Linked DNA regions of Homo sapiens: region 1 is linked to region 2. A link is a contact called in ENCODE Hi-C data. All regions are on one chromosome and are shown on one strand. Each heading gives the region's core, a stretch centred on a gene start or an enhancer-like site at or near the end of the contact. The rest is flanking DNA. Distances are from core to core; before and after follow the strand shown.

Region 1 (3,258 bases), core at 112-2,611, 870 kb before region 2:
TACTCTCCCATCCCCATTCCTAGGGGGTTCTGGGTCACTCCCTGCAACCCCATGCCTAGGGGTTTCGGGTCACTCTCCCCACCCCCATCCCTAGGGGGGTCCCGGGTCACTTGACCTCCCCATTCCTAGGGGTCCCGGGTTACTCTCCTCTCCCCCATCCCTAGGGGTCCCGGGTTACTCTCCCCACCCCCATCCCTAGGGGGGTCTCGGCTTACTCTCCCTATCCCCAACCCTGGAGGTCCCGGGTTACTCTCCCCATCCCCATGCCTGGGGGTCCCGGGTTACTCTCCCCATCCCCATCCATGGGGCTCCGGGGTCACTCTGCTGTCCCCATCCCTAGCGGTCCTGGGTCACTCCTCCCTCCCCATCCCTAGGGGGTCCCGGGTCACTCTCCCCAACCACATGCCTAGGGCGTCCTGGGTTACTCTCCCCACCCCCATCGCTAGGGGGTCCCAGGTTACAGGTTACTCTCTCCAACCCCATCCCTAAGGTGTCCCGGGTTTCTCTCCCCTCCCCCACCCCTAGGGGGGTCCCGGGTTACTCTCCCCTCCCCCATCCCTAGGGGGTCCTGGGTCACTCTCCCCAACCCCATCCCTAGGGGTCCCGGGTTATTCTCCCCAACCCCATTCCTGGGGGTCTCGGCTTACTCTCCCCATCCCCATGCCTGGGGGTCCCGGGTTACTCTCCTCTCCCCCATCCCTAGGGGTCCCGGGTTACTCCCCCACCCCCATCCCTAGGGGGGGTCTCGGCTTACTCTCCCCATCCCCAACCCTGGAGGTCCCGGGTTACTCTCCCCATCCCCATGCCTGGGGGTCCCGGGTTACTCTCCTCATCCCCATCCATGGGGCTCCGGGGTCACTCTGCTGTCCCCATCCCTAGCGGTCCTGGGTCACTCTACCCTCCCCATTCCTAGGGGTCCCGGGTTACGATCCCCTCCCCCATCCCTATGGGGACCCAGGTCACTCCCCACCCCCATGCCTAGGGGGTTCCGGGTTACTCTCCCCTCCCCCATCCCTAGAGGTTCCGGGTCACTCTCCCCAACCCTATCCCTGGAGGTCCCGGGACACTCTCCCCTCCCCCATCCCTAAGGGTCTCGGGTCACTCTCCCATCCCTATCCCTAGAGTTCCTGAGTCGCTGGGCCCTCCGGGGTTCAGCCCCTCCGTCCCCGGTCCCCTGCCCCGCCCAGGCCCAGGCCGTACCGCGTTGCTGAGGATCTCCTGACGGCGTGGGGAGGCGCTGGCCAGCACCACGCGCTTGTGCAGCAGCTTCCCAATCACCGGGCACAGCACCATGGCGTCCACGCCGGGAGCCGGGCGTCCGCACTTCTGAGCCCGGAGCCCGCGGTGCGCGCAGCGCGGCTGCAAAAAAAACAGGCGGCCAGAGTCCCGCCTCCGCGAGGCCACGCCCCCGCCCGCCTCCGCGAGGCCACGCCCAGTCCGCGCCTTCAGTGGCCTCCCCGCGAGACCGCGCCCAGGCCACGCCTCCATTGAACACTCCGTCAGGCCTCGCCCAGGCCACACCTCCATTGCCCTCTCCACCAGGCCACGCCCATGTCACGCCCCATTGATCTCCCCTGAGACCACGCCCAGACCACGCCTCCATTGCCCTCTCCGTCAGGCCACGCCCAGGCCACACCTCCATTGCCCTCTCCGCCAGGCCACGCCCATGTCACGCCGCCATTGACCGCTCCGCCAGGCCACGCCCAGGCCACACCTCCTTGCCCTCTCCGCCAGGCCACGCCCATGCCACGCCGCCATTGAGCTCCCCGTGAGGCCACGCCCAGGCCACACCCCCGCCCGCCTCCCCCCCGGGCACCGCCCCGGCCGCTTGGTGAAGCACCGCCCCCAGCTCCGCCTCCCGGGCCCCGTCCCCGCCCCCGGCGCTCGCCCCGCCCCTCCCCACCCCGCCTGCGGCGCCAAGACCTGCAATGGCGCAGGCAGCTGCGGGGTCCCGGGGAGGAAAGGCTGGCGTGGATACTTGGGGTTCCTTGCAGGCGCGGCGTGGGGAGTGGAAATGCTGGGTTTCCGCAGCTGCGGTTGTGGGCAGTTGTGGGGGTGGGGGGTTCTTACCCGCACGTGGAGGGGCCCGGCGCAGAGATGGGGGTCTTGTGGGAGCCGCGTCGGGGAAGGTAGAGATAGGGGGTTCCCCGCGGACCCGGTGCGAGTGGCGTGGGGATGGGGATGTCCTCGTGCCTGGTGGGAGGGGAGTGGAGATGGGGGTGTCCACGGGCCTGGTGGGAGGGGCGTGGAGATGGGGGTGTCCACGGGCCTGGTGGGAGGGGCGTGGAGATGGGGGTGTCCACGGGCCTGGTGGGAGGGGCGTGGAGATGGGGGTGTCCACGGGCCTGGTGGGAGGGGCGTGGAGATGGGGGTGTCCACGGGCCTGGTGGGAGGGGCGTGGAGATGGGGGTGTCCACGGGCCTGGTGGGAGGGGCGTGGAGATGGGGATCCCCGCGGGGATGGTGGGAGGGGTTTGGAGATGAGGGTCCCCGCGAGAATGCTCGGAGGGGTATGGATATGGGGGTCCCCGCGGGCCGGGTGGGAAGGGCGGGGAGATGGGTGGGGGGGGGGTCCCCGCGTGCCTGGTGGGAGGGGCGTGGAGAAGGTGGGGGTCCTTGTGGGAGGGGCGTGGACACTGGGGATCCGCGCGGGCGTGGTGATGGGCGCGGCGTGGGGACCCCCTGGGGGCGCGGTGCTGGGGGCGCAGGGATGGGACCAGGGCGGGCGCTGTGAGGTGGGGGACGCCCGGCTGTGCCTTCCCTCCCTAAACGGAGCCCACCTCCAGGGCAGCGGGTCCCTTGCGCGCCGCAGGCTGCAGGGGGCGCGCGTGAGCTGTGCGAGGATTTTTCTTAAACCCCAGAGCCCAGCCGCACCTGCTCCACATAAACCCAGCGTGGCGTGGAGACTCCGGGCACTGTTTCCCCAGCCTTTGTGACTCAAAAGATTTTAAAATAAAATGTCAAAAATAATAATATACCCAGAGCCTATGCCAGTGATGTGTAGATGCAGAAAATGGAATCCTACAGTTAATTTTGTTAACTGTGGAATGACATCCGAGGGTGTCCAACACATTACGGAGAAAACGAAAAACTGTAGTCAGAGAAGTCACAGAAGAGCCAAATAAAAGAGAGGAAAAAAGCATCTAAACCATGTGATGTCTGATTTTCAATATTGTGAGTTTTTGAAAAAAAATTTTAAAAAGCACATAGATTCACATTTCAGAATTTTGGAGAAGTAACTTTCTTCGTTTTGAAGCGA
Region 2 (3,117 bases), core at 504-3,003:
CCAGACACGGTGGTACACGCCTGTAATCCCAGCACTTTAAGAGGCCCAGGTGAGAAGACTGCTGGAGGCCAGGAGTTTAAGACCAGCCTGAGCAACAGAGGAAGATCCCATCTCTACAAAATATTTAAAATATATACATAGCTGGGAATGATGATGCGTACCTACAGCCCCAGCTACTTTAGACACTGTGGTGGGAAGATCACTCGAGCCCGGGAGGCTGAAGCTGTCGTGAGCCACAGTCACACCACTGCACTCCAGCCTGGGTGACAGAGTGAGATCCGGTCTCGAAAAAATCATCATTATCGTCACAGTAATGAGAGGAATTTTAGGTGATAGGTGGTTACTAATTTCAAAAATAGGGGCTTCCGGTTTCTCCTCTAATGATACAGGGGTTAAGAAGAAATGACTTAAGCAGATAGTAAAAATTAGCTGGGTGTGGTGGTGCACACCTGTCATCCCAGCTACTTGGGAGGCTGAGATGTGAGGATCACCTGAGCCTCGGAAGTTGAAGTTGCAGTGAGCCATGATCACACCACTGCACTCCAGCCTGGGTAACAGATGGAGACCCTGTCTGGAAAAAAAAAAAAAAAAAGATTTTGCACAAAGTTTTACGATGACTCTGCTTTGTAATTAAAAGTAATTTCTGCTTTGTTGGTGATTTCTCACACATTTATCTGGTAGACCAGATACCTGCATGTGATAGGGTAAGAAGGACCCATTTCCCTCCAAGGAGAACAGCATTGCAAGGGGGTTGAGGACGCATGCATGTGGAATCCAAACATTGAATGCACTGAGACGGCGCTGCATGAAGCCTGTCTGTGAGTTTATGATGAAGCTGCACAGAGCTCCGTAGGCGGCTCTCACTCCTCTCTCTCAGCCTTTGGCTTCAGTTTAATTGCATACACACCCTTCAGAGCTGCTCGGGGCCCCCACTTCTTCAGCCTTCTGGCATTTTTCTAAGAAACACTAAACCTCTTTCCAACGTTGCCCTTGGATTTTGTGTGCACGTCTTCCAGCCCTTGAGCTGCTTGACCTGTGCTTGCAAGGGTTCCATAACACTGGATAGGACAGAAGCTCCGCCCAGCCCCAGGTGAAAGCTCTGTGCTCTTCAGGGACCATGTCCTATTCACACTGTCTCCCTCACATCTAATACAGTCATGATACTCGGCAATATAGTACTCCACCCAACAGGCAACTCAGAGTCTGCCAGTGATACAGGAGTTAAGAAGAAATCACTTAGGCAGACAGTAAGGGTATGGGAGTCCTCGGCAAGGCTTTTTTCTTTTCTTTTTTTTTTTTTTTTTGAGATGGAGTCCCGCTCTGTCGCCCAGGCTGGAGTGTAGTGGCGTGATGTTCGCTCATTGCAACCTCCGCCTCCCGGGTTCAAGCAATTCGCCTGCCTCAGCCTCCTAAGTAGCTGGCATTATAGGTACGCACCACCAAGCCCGGCTAATTTTTGTTTTGTTTTTTTTTTTTTTAGTAGAGACGCGGTTTCACTGGTCAGGCTCGTCTCGAACCCCTGACCTAATGATCCACCCGCCTCAGCCTCCAAAAGTGCTGGGATGACAGGTGTGAGCCACTGCGCCCGGCAGCTTTTCTCTTTAACGAAAAGCAGCCCCAAGTCATTTTCTAACAATGAACAGCCTGTCAAGTCGAGCTGCAGACATACACAAGCCAGCTGGGAGCTTGTACGGGTGAATGTCGGGAGGACCTAGGGACTAGACACGTTCAAGATGGCGGCTCCATCTTCCCGGGAGGAACTAACGACTAGACACGTTCAAGATGGCGGCTCCATCTTCCGGGCAGGAACTAGGGACTAGACACGTTCAAGATGGCGGCTCCATCTTCCCGGCAGGAACTAGGGACTAGACACGTTCAAGATGGCGGTTCCATCTTCCCGGCAGGAACTAGGGACTAGACACATTCAAAACGGCGGCTCCATCTTCCCAGCAGGAACTAGAGACTAGACACGTTCAAGACAGTGGCTCCATCTTCCCTCCTCTTTGTCAGCCACATGTAAAGTAAGAAAAACAGGACCGAGAGCCCCGACCAACTACAAAGCCCATTTGCATAACCGATTAGGGTGGGCAACCAGCCTTTCCTGTGGGCTATGTAAATGTCATGCTTGATGGAACCAATCTCTCGGAGAGCCCCGACCAACTACAAAGCCCATTTGCATAAACGATTAGGGTGGGCAACCAGCCTTTCCTGTGGGCTATGTAAATGCCATGCTTGATGGAACCAATCTCTGAGCTCTATGTAAATGAGACACCGCCTCCTCAAACTGGACTATAAAATCCATCACATTTGGTGCCAGCTGGTCCTTTCCGCTCGGAGACCCCTTTCTCTATAGAGAAAACCATTTCTCTTTCTCTTCTCCTGATTAAACTTCCACTCCTAAACTCCTCGTGTGTGTCTTTGTCCTAAATTTTCCTGATGCCCAATGACGAACCCCAGGGTATATACCCCAGACAACGTAGCCACTTCACTAACATGTAGAGAGCTTGCGCATTTTAATTCCTATCCTCACAATAGGCAAAGAGCAGAACATACTGAAAATCAGCAACTCTGCGATCCATCAGAAAATAGAGATCACAAGACGAAATGCTGCCTGAAGACTGGACAGACAGGTGGCAAGTGGAATTGTGCTTGTCTAGGAGTTCCTGCTGGAGCCAGCACCTGATGGACACATTTGCAGGGTAATTATTAAACAGCTGCAGGCTGACAGTGGACAAGCCTAAGTAAGTTAAAAACTCCTGGCCAGGCATGGTGGCTCGCACCTGTAATCCCAGCACTTTGGGAGGCCAAGGCGGGCAGATCACCTGAGGTCAGGAGTTCGAGACCAGCCTGGCCAACATAGTGAAACCCCGTCTCTACTAAAAATACAAAAATTAGCCGGGCGTGGTGGCAGGCACCTGTAATCCCAGCTACTCGGGAGGCTGAGGCAGGAGAATTGCTTGACCCTGGGAGGTGGAGGTTGTAGTGAGCCCAGATCGCACCACTGCACTCCAGCCTGAGTGACAGAGCGAGACTCTGTCTCAAAAAACAACAACAACAGAAAAACTTCTGGGGGCCCATCTTAGAGGGGACCTTGTACTTTCACAAATTTTACCTCCG

What was found. A loop is a pair of places that touch in the nucleus more often than their neighbours do. Pooled maps may share reads with other maps.
Region 1: a map of ascending aorta shows a loop between it and region 2 (7-fold over the local background). The contact joins the promoter of ASMTL here to the enhancer-like site in region 2. A Hi-C loop is called at or near these places in 8 of 168 maps with a recorded cell type or tissue (ascending aorta, esophagus muscularis mucosa, gastrocnemius medialis and 5 more), 3 of 37 single-sample maps with no recorded cell type and 20 of 50 pooled maps.

What each region holds. Positions count from the first base shown.
Region 1 is chrX:1,451,548-1,454,805 of GRCh38, forward strand. ASMTL (acetylserotonin O-methyltransferase like) reads right to left here and starts at 1,362. Exons shown (of 13, transcript NM_004192.4): 1 at 1,201-1,362. The coding sequence starts at 1,293.
Region 2 is chrX:2,323,483-2,326,599 of GRCh38, forward strand. All of the region lies in intron 3 of DHRSX (dehydrogenase/reductase X-linked), which reads right to left. All of the region lies in intron 1 of LOC124905239 (a long non-coding RNA gene), which reads left to right. Among named protein-coding and RNA genes, the nearest start is that of DHRSX, 180 kb to the right of the region's middle. Within about 2 kb of position 1,754, at least 14 of the 41 ENCODE cell types and tissues checked have a DNase peak (open chromatin) inside an H3K27ac peak, as active enhancers do; they include ascending aorta, gastrocnemius medialis and sigmoid colon, where a contact is called at or near this core.